Regions from separate parts of the Homo sapiens genome. Here region 2 is linked to region 1. Evidence: read pairs that join two places in POLR2A ChIA-PET (ENCODE). Cell type or tissue: OCI-LY7. All regions are shown on one strand. Links, peaks and the distances in the headings refer to the core of each region. The heading gives the core; the rest is flanking DNA.

Evidence for each region. Peaks named below come from ENCODE experiments on the same cell type or tissue, not always from the same donor. Only the 100,000 strongest peaks of a DNase experiment are listed, where the experiment ranks them.
Region 2: POLR2A ChIA-PET joins it to region 1 with 6 read pairs; 5 of 35 experiments call an interaction of 5 or more read pairs at or near these places.

Annotation. Positions count from the first base shown.
Region 1 is chr6:145,806,562-145,811,561 of GRCh38, forward strand. The region is part of intron 1 of FBXO30 (F-box protein 30); the gene reads right to left. All of the region lies in intron 1 of EPM2A-DT (EPM2A divergent transcript), which reads left to right. Among named protein-coding and RNA genes, the nearest start is that of FBXO30, 5.7 kb to the right of the region's middle. In OCI-LY7, for the core only: no CTCF peak of the experiment used is centred there; a DNase peak (open chromatin) is centred at 2,810; H3K4me3 peaks cover 881 bases; H3K27ac peaks cover 820 bases.
Region 2 is chr6:145,923,616-145,930,323 of GRCh38, forward strand. It overlaps SHPRH (SNF2 histone linker PHD RING helicase), which reads right to left. Exons shown (of 30, transcript NM_001042683.3): 15 at 3,574-3,662; 16 at 2,589-2,681; 17 at 1,124-1,231; 18 at 28-170. Among named protein-coding and RNA genes, the nearest start is that of SHPRH, 37 kb to the right of the region's middle. In OCI-LY7, for the core only: CTCF peaks have their summits at 5,604 (motif pointing right) and 5,808; a DNase peak (open chromatin) is centred at 5,616.

The DNA.
Region 1 (5,000 bases), core at 1-5,000:
AGTTAATTTTACATATAATCAATGTCTTGAAAGGATGTAAGCACTTACATTCTAGTAACAATTCAATACTGTAGAATGTCATAACGGTTCATTTTTATATACTATATAACAATATGCCTAAAAGGGCAAAAGTTTCAAAATATACTATTTAAATTCTAATACTGTGTATTATTTAATGTTAAAAACAAGTTAATGTGTATTTTAGATTTCAGAGTGTTTTTCACTTTTACCTTTCTAATTTCAACTAAACTGATTTTGATTGTACCCCACATTTCAGAGATCTTGTATTACTAAAAGAACAATATGAATTTCATGAATATATTTAAAACTTTCTTAGAAGTCTTTTTTTATTCCTTCTAAATGAATTCATTTAAGATTTCATCTATTGATCTCTCCTTCTATATATGCCTTAATAAATTCTGCCACAAATTAAGTAAGTCTTAATTAGAACATACAAGGAATTTATCCAGAAAATAAAAGTTCAAGCTCAAGCTCTGTGGCTGTGGGCAAATAACTTACTTTTGAGGGCCACATTCATTCATTAAATGCCTATTTATTGTTTAACTATCATGGACCATGCACTGTGTTTGGTGTGGCAATATAAAGATTAGCAAGTCACAGTGCCTCCTCTCAAAAAGCTACAGCAGGATGTCAAAGACAGTAAAAAGTGTATCTCGTTTTTATGTGGTCAATTTGACAGAAGTAAAATGGTACCAATAGAGAAGATAATAATCAATATGAGTAGGGATTAGAGAATAAATCACAGTAGTCTTGAAAGAGAAGTCTTAAGTATGGGACGGTAAACTGGTAAGAAAGAGAGGCATTCAATGCAGAAGTAATAGCATATGCAAATACAGAAAAGCATGAATTAGCAAAACCTCAAGTTCCCTAGTATTGTTGGATCACAGGGGAAAATGCCAGGTATCTGTAAGAGATGAGGTCAGAAAGGAATAAGGCAAATCATGATGAGTGCTTTATGCTGCTCCAAAGAGTTCACACTTTTACAACTGGAAGTCACTGAGAATTTTAAGCAGAGAAATAGTTCTATAAAATAACATGAATGGATTATAGATGTCTAATGGTCTTCCCTGCTTTAAAATTTCCATCATAACCTTTATAAAGAAAAGTTTTATATGAAAAATAAAAGTCTAACCATAATATATTGACTTAATTATAATTATTGAGCCTATTCAATGTATTTTTAGTATAATCAACTTCTTTACTGGTGTGTTTCCTATTAGCAATAAAAACTTTAAAAGATTATTTAACCTTTAAAAACTAAAATAATAGTCACGGTGGCTCAAACCTGTAATCCCAGCACTTTGGGAGGCCAACATAGGAGGGTCATTTGAGGCCTGGAGTTCAAGACCAGCCTGGACAACATAGCAAGACCCTGTCTCTACAAAATAAAAACAAAAAAATTAGCCAGGCATAGTGACATGCACCTGTAGTCCCAACTACTTGGGAGGCCAAGGCAGGAGGCTCAAATGAGCCCAGGAGATTGAGGCTGCAGTAAGCCATGACTGTGCACCCCTGCATTCCAGCCTGGGTGACAGAGTGAGGCTCTGTCTCAAAAAATAATAATAATAATTGAAATAATAACATAATATCCCCCCTTTACCACCATTTTTTTTTTCTTATCCAGTCAAACTTTCAAAAGAAAAACTGAAAACCACCAAAAAAAAACGTCTAATTTCCTATATATTCTTTAACTCTCTATTCTGGCCCCATTTTTACTACCCCTATTAAAACTGCTCTGCTGAGAACCTCAATACTAAATCTGGAGGCATATTTTTCTAGACCCCATCTTCCTTGGCCATTGTATCCTGATGATGACTAATCCCTTATTTTAGGACTATTACATCCTCTTACTTTTCATGATGTCACTCCAGTCTTTCTCCTACCCTTAGTCTTCTTAACTATTACTCAATAATAATTATTTAAATATTGCATTTCTTCAGGGCTTGTGTCATTTTTTGCTTATTCTGTACATTCTCCCTGGGTGCTCTCATTTTCTCCAAAAGTTTCAATTACCATACATAAGCTGAAAATCCGTCTATACATGCTGCCCAGATTCCTCTTTCAAACTCCTCTTCACTCTCTACAATGGATTACTTATGATATATTTCTACTTGTATATGGCACAGGCAACTCAGTTCAACATTTCCAAAATTAAATTACATTGTAGTAGACAAGAATTTTCTGGATAGGAAGGTGATTCTTATCCTGTTTTCTTCACCTCAGTGCGTAAGAGATTATTAACTCTCTGACATATTTTTCCATAAAATCTATCTTGGCTCCAGGTAACTAATTAATCACTCCTCAATTGCTATTATCTTTTTCTCCAGTTGAGGTATGAGTTTTCTCAAACTAAAATAACAAAAGTGTACCTGAATCATCATCAACAGAGCTTTTCTTGATTCAGTAGAAAAGTTCCGAGTTGATATTATGGTGTTCAATGATGTCAAAGAAAAGACAAGGTATATATTCAACGCCAAACCTATATTTTTTAATTGTGTTAAAAACTACAAATTATGAGTTGAATACTTTTAAATGTTTATCTTCATGAATTTTAGACATAAGTATAGAAATATATAAATAGACATACTAAAATAGTCATATAGAAATAAAAGACTAATAACAAACATTTGTAAATTAACCAGACATTTAAAGAAAAACTTTATTAAGAATTATGACAAATCTTACTGAGTGATTAGACTGTGAAAACAGCTGTAGCTTTCTTATTTTGCAGGAACTAGACTGAGTTGATCTCACATGCTGAAGGTTACAAGCTTGACTGTTACTAAGGGAGAAACCTAAAAATACAAGCAGTTTCACCAGAAGTAACCAGTGCTCTCAGAAGTTTTAGGGACACTTTATGTTACTGTACACACCATCACATGACATCACCAGGCAAAACATATCTTAAAAACATCACTTAATTCAAAAGTGCTTAAAATAGCAACTGCTTGCAACAGGGTCTGAGTTAAAAGCAAAAACAGCAATAATTTTCAAAGGTAGAAGGAAAGTAGTCAAGCTTCAAACAAATAGTCTCTTTTACACTACCCATCCCCCTTTGAATAAGGTTTCAAAAAAGCATCCATAGCAACAAGTTCATAACATTTATTATTTTCTGAAGTAGACTTAGAAGGAAGAGAGAACAGTAATTATGTACCTATTTTATCCTTCTTTACACATCTTTATAACAACCTGGAGGAAACTGAGGTTCAGAAAGAGCAAGTGATCTGCCCAAGGTCATCTACCTAGTAAGTGGCAGAGCTAGGACTGTATGTTCTAGCTCCACGTCTGATCAACATCCATGGACAATAACAGGTATGTTTACTTATAAAAGTTTAAAAAACTTAGGCAGCACTTCTGTAACTGGTGATCCAATGTTAAGATGTTATGTGAAGAATGGAGATTACACAACTTTGCTTGTAGTTTATCCCAACACTTAATCACTCCTGTGGTCAAGAAAGTCTTTTGGTCCCTTCCAATTATAATAGCATTTTACTCTGCTTTGAATATATATGTTTTAAATTATTTGAAGAATAATTTACATAGATAATGCTCAGTATAAGTGTATGGAACATTATATTACTAAATTTAACAATTATTAAAATAGCCATACAAATGAGGAGTGAATTTCAATTCCATTTTCCTATTAACTATATTAAGAAAAAAGTTAAGAAAATATAGTAGTCAATACTCAAGAGTATTCTGGGAATAGAATCCTCAGCTTCAGAATTTAAAACTCTCCTAGATTCATCCTCTTCCTAATCAAGACCACTACTATCAAATTAAACATGCCTTTATAAAGTATTTTGCAATTGCTTGTAAATCCTGTAAAACAGGTTTAAAAACATCAATCTCTTATTTATCAGTTAACAGTGACACAGTAGGCACAGTAGAAAACAACTAACATCTCTAATAATTTATATTTGAATTTAAATTGTTGGAAAAGTTTCGCTGGACCAGAAAATATTAGTAAATCATCAAATGTTTTCAATTCTTTCAATTTTCTCTGAGAGAAGTTCTTTGCCAACTCATACTCTGTGGCTGACAAGCAATTCATTAAAATAGTTCTAAGACATGGCATTTTCCCATATAATGAAATGAGATCTTGTCATTAAAGGCATAAATATATTGCCCTCAAAAAAGCATTTTTAAAAAATTCATTAAAATACATAAGGAGGTAAGTAAATATAAAGAAGTGCAAATTAGCATGATTTTAAAATATAAGAGTCATCTAATGTATTCAAAATAACCTGCTGCCTCCAGGCTGTTCCTAATGTCTGCCTCTACCTCTAACACACAGACACAGACACACATCCCTTTTCCTCCCCACACGCCCCTGCTGCCTCAACCCTAAGTCTTGGCTTACCTGTTACTTTTCCACATACTCCAAAGACAAGGTAATGGATCCCATATTGTGTGTACTCATTACATACTGTCTTTTTCCTTGGTAATACTAGTGACAACTCTAAGTAAGTCATCATTCTGTATAATATCTATTTCCACAGGAAAGCTATAAGCTCCATGAAAGTCAGAATCATCTCAGTCTCATTCATTCTTATGTTCCCTACATTCAAAATTCTGCCTCAATTAGAGACTCATTTGTATTAAATATACGAAGAATTATAATATAAGAAAATAATGAAATGGACAAATGAGATTCTTCATTTCACAGAAAACTACATATTCCACATAAAAATACCTTACAGATCTGGCATCAATCAAACTGAATCAAAATTACTTCATTGTATTGGCCATAAAAAGTCAATGGTGCTCAAACACATGTTAAGCACATAAGTAATATGTTCCAGGCATTATATATGGAGTAGGACGAATCATCTATCAAAAAAAGCAAATCAAAGAAAGTCAGTTTCAACCTTCCACTGTTTTAAAATCTTAAATAGTAATATGAGAAACATAGGAGGAAGCATTTACCTTATATTTTTCCACTATTTTAATTCCCTCATCAACCCTGCAGATCAATT
Region 2 (6,708 bases), core at 973-5,972, 120 kb after region 1:
AGATACTTTTTCTTCCTGTTTTCTTACTTCTCTGACATAGAAAGCTTGCCAGTTTGTTGCTTGTAGTTGCTGGTTATTTCATTTCGCACTCGCTGAACTAGCTCCTCATCAATAGTAAATTCTATTGCTCTGTGGATCACATTTAGCCACCAAGGAGAATTAGAATGAATCTGTAAAAAAGGTAGCAGTTAATCAATTAATACATTTTTTTTAGTACTCACTAAGCTTCCATCACTGGGCAGGGTGATGCCAAAATTCAAAGAAAGTAATAAATGCTATTCTCAAAGGGACTATCACAGAGGGGAGACGAGTATACATATTCCATGTACAATGCTCGCTTCCTCTTTTGAAAATATAATTAAAGAGAAACCCCTATTTCCTAACTACTCTGGATAAATGGGAATTTATTGAATGCATTTATATAACAAAGCTGTAACTAAAAAAACTGTTTACGCCAAATGAAAATTCAATACTCAATCTATATGTGTGAAAAGGTCACAGGTCTCTTTATCAGCATAAGAAAGAAAGCCTTCATTCTAATCTTTAACTAACTGAACCAGATTCTACTTAATGAATAATCCACAATAACTCACAAAATTATATCCCAGAATACTAAATAATGAATGAATTAGAAAGACAAAAATTTGCAACACCTGATTTAAAAACTGAAAATAAAAGTGTATTTGTGTAACCTCTTTAGATTTTGCTGCTGATTTCATAAAACTGAAATTTTAGAAATGACAAGTGGTATATATTCTGCAGGAAAAATACCTGTGGTTCTAATGTATTAACATTTTAAAACATCTCAGAAACAAGATAAAAAGGAGGTTATAGAAGTCTTTACTTTCTTCAAAAGACAACTGTTATATACTCATGGTAAGAGAAAACCCATGAGTTCAAAAGAAAGAGAACTCAAAATAGTTGACTTATTTATGCATCTGTTCACTCAACCAATAAATCATTGCTAACAGTAAAATAAACTTGTATTGTGGGTCAGGCAATGTGCTAGGTGCTAAGGATTTCAAAATGTATAAGAAATTCAAGTTTCTCCCCACCAAAAAACCAAAACTCAAAATGATATCTGGAGGCAAATACAAGTAAGAAACACTGCATTTTGGCATACCTTTCTTTGAAGCTCATGGATGGTCTGCTGCACAGGATATAAAGCTTGCTGGGCTTCAGCAACTTCTGTATTACACTTGCTCATGTAGTGCTCTCGCAGCTGTTTGGCCTGTGTTGAAACAGAGAATATAAACTTTCACTCCCAATCTAGAATATAATTCAGTATGATGTTTCAAGAAGAATGGGTCATTTTATACATTTAAAGCTACTTAACTGCATTTAAACATAAAAGTCCAAGTATACTGTAGAGAACATAAAAGTCACGCTAAAAATTCCTTATATATGGAAGTTAACAAAATTTACTTGTCCAAGTAACAAAATTTCAGAAACACCGAATATTTGTTTGCCAATTTCTTATTTAATTTTTTTTTTTAGTTAGAATAAGCAAAGAGGGGAAAAAAAGAACAGTAATATTTCAAATGATAGGCAAAGCAAAGACACCTTTCTAAAATTTGGCTAATTTAGTTATTAAAATTCCTTAGTTACTGCAGTTTAAAAATAATCCTTGAGAATACACAGTAACACAGGTGTTAGGAACTGAATTTTGTTTCCCCAAAATTCATATGCTGAAGCCCTAAGAAAGTAGATTTTAAATGTTCTCACTACACACACACACACACACACACACACACATGCATGCAATAAAAATAAAGAGGTAATTGATTTAGTTTGATTTAGCTATTCTAGTGTCTACATACATCAAAACATCAGTCTCTACTCATGAATAGATAAAATTTTTGTTAATTAAAATAGTTTACCAGGGCACCTCCGCCCCCAAAACAACCAGTGCAAAAAGGCTGTGCTTATTTATATAATCTCATTTTTTATCCTGTTGACTCAAATAAAGCCTCCACTTACAGGTTCAATACATTTCAAACATACCTACTCTTTTGATTTTAGCTCTTTAATGTTTAACAACAGCAAAAATCCCTGGAAGAATCTGCATAATAAGCTATTAACAATTTATAGTAAAATAATTTATAATATCACTCTTTTCGATGTCATTCTTTTCAAAAAGAGGCGACACTTTTTGTAGAGGAAACTTCTTTGGGAGAACTACCACCAAAAATTTGACTTTATTTACCCCCTTAAAAAATACACAGAAATGTGGAGAAAGTGCAAAAGTTTGTATATTTACTAAGCTACCTCTTTTGTAGATCTGCCATGAGATCAAAGTTTCTTTTTTAAAACTCATTTATTTACATCCCATTCTGTTGGCTACCAACAGCCATATCTACAACAAGCATTTATCACATAACTGCAGGTAGATCAGCAGAGAAGCCAAATAATACGTACTGCTGCCATTCTCTGCTACCCAAAATCACAACAAAATTCGAAACATCAAAGTAACAGGAAAACATGATTACATTTATTTGTATGTTGTATGTCCTAGGATATATCAACTATATGGAGCATAAAGTTTGAAGAAAATATACTTTTATAGACAGAATGAAAAAAATAATTACCTCTTCCTCAAGTCGGCCATCACGCAAGGTAGGTGGTATCCCTGGGTGCCTGGCTATCAACAATTCCATCAAGTTATGGGTAGCATGAAGTCTCTACAAACATATCAAAGGCAGTAATTATGACAGTCAATGCAGAAGACTCTGAAGAGAACCTAATATTAATATGGCACACAGAACACTAACACCACATTAAGATCATATCACCAAATACTTTTCCTATAAAAAAATCTGAGTACTACTACTTTGTTTTCTTTACTCAAGGGCAGGGTGTTAAGGTCTAGGACCTGCCTTTTGTAACCCTTATCCATGCAGAATATCAGATTTATATTTAATTTTTCCTCTCCCTCCACTTTTCCATATGTTCCTCTAAATATCCACTCTGGTACTTGTGAACATGTTAGTCAGTCCCAAGGTCAATATTGTGAATGGTAATGACATCTTACCTGGGACTCAAACCTAAACTTGCCAAAATTAATAAACCCATTTCTACTTCTTATTTAGCTAGAGAGCCTTGTCTATATGAGTCAATGACAGATCCAAGAAGGGAAAGAGAAATAAGTGTTATAATTAAAATATCCAAATCTCCCTAAAGACCTCTAAAAATTATCATTAGATAGATTTTATTGCTTAGTTCCTTTTCTTTTTAATGAAAACCATGTGAATAAATATGTTGATATTCATATGTCAAAGTGATAAAACTGACCTACTCTTGGAAGTACAAGTACTTTGAGCTATTTTTAACTGTAGCTTATATAGACTTACCTTGTCAGGCTTGTGCCCAAAACTTCCCTGAATGGAATAGTAGTGATTCTCAAATGTTAGTGTACATACAAATCATCTAAAATGCTTATTGAGAAGACTGAATCCCAAGTTTCACCCAGTGATTATGACTGTTTGTTACCATTTATCCTCTTAAACATTCAGAAAAATTATTTTGTTAAAAAAACAAACAGAATACCTATGAAACTGTTTAGTCTTTACTTACTTGAAGTGAATCAGTTTTGAGTTTTCCTTTGTGTTCCTCCGAGGAGCGCAACACTTCTCTGTACAATTCTGCTGCCAAGGCATACTCACCTAAAGAATTAAAATGTATTTAAAGCATACGAGAGTCACATATTTAGTTCCCAATGTCATCTAGTTGTCCATTATTTAAGAATACTGTAAAAATAAAATGTAATGATTATAACTTTTTTTAAGTAAAGAAATTTGACTTGGTATTAATATGATTGCCCAAGTTTTAAAAAAGGCTGAGTACAGTTCCTTTTTTAATTCCATGGAATATAATGTTCTTATATTACATTTATAATATTTTAAAATTATACTGAAATATGTTTATAATCAAACGTTTGTAATGTTTTGAGATTATGCTATTGGATAAACTTTTAATTTAGACAAAAAAATTTCCTCTTGCTGAAGTTAAAAGGTGGCAATCAGTAGTCATTATGATGTTTGAAATTAAGGATAAACTTAAGGTAATTATAGATTATTTATTAAAAAAAAAATTTAAGACACTCCAACCAACCCACACATAGCGATCAGAAAAATATAGTATTCTTGGTAGCTATTATTGTTCTTGGTATTAGGCCAAATAATTTGCAATTAAAAACTTCATGTCAGAAACTCAGGGATCTCCCTCTTCTTCTGGTCACACAAATCATGGTCTGAGATGTATGCTGTTTTCTACTGTTCATAATCAGCACCTCATTCAAATAAAGCAATTCAAAAAGTATCGATTAAAGCACAGTCTGGCAAAGTATGGCCCATGGGTCATTTCTACCCTCTGCCTATCTGTTGGGCACATCAGCTTAGAATGAATTTTACATTCTTAAATAGTTGAAAAAAATTCAAAAAAAATATTTCGTGACATGTGAAAATTAAATTTCAGGGTCCATAGTTTTATTAGAACCTAGCTCTGCTCATTTGTTTTTATACTGCCTGTGGCTGCTGTTGTACTACAACAGCCAAGCTGATAGTTGCGCAGAGATCTTATGGCTTGCAATGCCTATGTATTATCTGCTTCTTTACACAGAAAGTTTGATGATATCTCAATAAAGTAAGAGATGAACATTTTTAATGGCTTGAATAATAGAATCTATCTTAACTGCTGCTTGTAAAATTCAAGACAGGTAAATTATAAATACTATTAAAGTAAAAACCTAACACTGGCAAAACCATGCAATCCATACCAAAAAAAGGTACAAGATGTTCTAGCTTTTATTTGCTGAGAAAGTTTTTTTCCTAAGTATCACACATACTTTCTTTTAAAAAAAAACTTCAAGCTGGTTTTATGAATATCATGTAATTAGGACCATGTTCATAGTTACAATGAGATATATATATATATGCAAACCTTTGTAAATTTTGAAGTTGGTTCTGTTTTTAGCTCATATATAAGTTTACATACATATCTTGATTTTGGTAAAATATACATAAAATTTACCATCTCAGCCCTTTTTAAGTGTGTAGTTCAGTGGCATTATGTATATTCAGTGTTGTGCAAAACACCTAATTTAAAATAAATTTTGCAACAATAGCTCTTATACCATTGCTTTATATCTAGTTCTATTAGTTAGCTAATACAAAGCTTTCTAAAACACACATTATCAAAGAACTGTAGTCAGCCAATTTCTATTCCCTTTAAATAAGGGAGAAGATTATTTTCACAATAATAAAGTTACTTTATAACGTAGGCATTAACATTCAATTATCTTCACAGTGAGTTCTCTTTTTTTAGTTAAGAGTCTTGATTAAAGCTTTTCAAAGGACATTATGAATTCTATCAGTATTTATACTACCATTTGTAGAGAATAATTCAATTAACAATTTTCTCTTCATAATTACCATACCTTTTAAAGAAGGTATAGTGATTAAACTATAATGTAAAGCAGCTGAATTTTATCTATTCGTTATAATACCTGGTTTTGCATGTTTATTTTTAAAAAGACATGCTTTCTGAGGAAGATTAAAAAAAAACCCATATTCAATGTTATAAAGGTTTAAGTCAAATTTGGAAATACCCATTCTCAGCCACTTGATGGCGCTAACATTTCTAAGAAAACTGGTGGATTTGATATTGTCAAGCTAATTTTCTCCGAAAATCATCTGCAGAAAACACAATGTTCAAAATTGGAATAATAAAATGTGTTTAATACCAGTCAAGGAGAATCTCAGAATATGTATTAATGTATCATACGTATTTATTTACATATAATATAAGCAAATCTTTTTAGAGTTTGAAATTAATTTTAGATTTCTTTTAAAAGTCAGACCTTCACTGTCTGATCTTCACATTAGAAGAATCTAATTTATGTAAGTTATATATGTAATGTTACTTTAAAAAATGAATATTGTTTAACACATTACTATGAAGTTAATAAAAACTAAAAGCAGCAAATCTATTACAATTAAGTTGAAAATTACAATTCAGAAGGAACATATCCTCTATTAATGGACTTTCTGGTGGCGGATTTCTCTTAATAATCAACAATACACTGCTAGCTAAATTGAGGACTTTCTAGGGAATGCCCTAGAGGGAAGATTTGCACACAAAGTTACGTGTACTATATGTGAACAATTTAACACGAATATATAATAATAGGCCCTTTTCTATTAGATATTGATAACAGAATTTACATTGTGAGCAGGTTGAAAGTGGTAAGAATCTGAGGTAACCTTCATATTACCATAACCAATAACATCATTCTTCATCTCTGTTTTTATAACGTTTTCAATGTGCTTCTACATTTTGTATTAAGAACAATAGTTGAGGTAAGTAAAGCACCTGTAATATTTTATTGACAAAGACACTGAAGTTCGGAAATCTTGAACAATATATACCATTTCACAGGGTTCCAACTGCAGCATGTAAGTAGGCCCACCCTATTCAGTTCTTGTCTAGAGCTATTTCTGCTCAGCTTCTGAGAATCCTTATAACTCTACCCAAGTATCTAGCACAATAAGAGACACTTTCCATTTCTGGTTCTATTATGCTAAAGAGCTAACAACTACAGACGGGCTACTCAAAGAGGCTTAATGTAAGAAGATTTATATTCTACAAAAAGCACACATTTCTTTGGGCAACTGATTTCTTTGTACTTCATTTGCTCTTTTTTTTTAAATT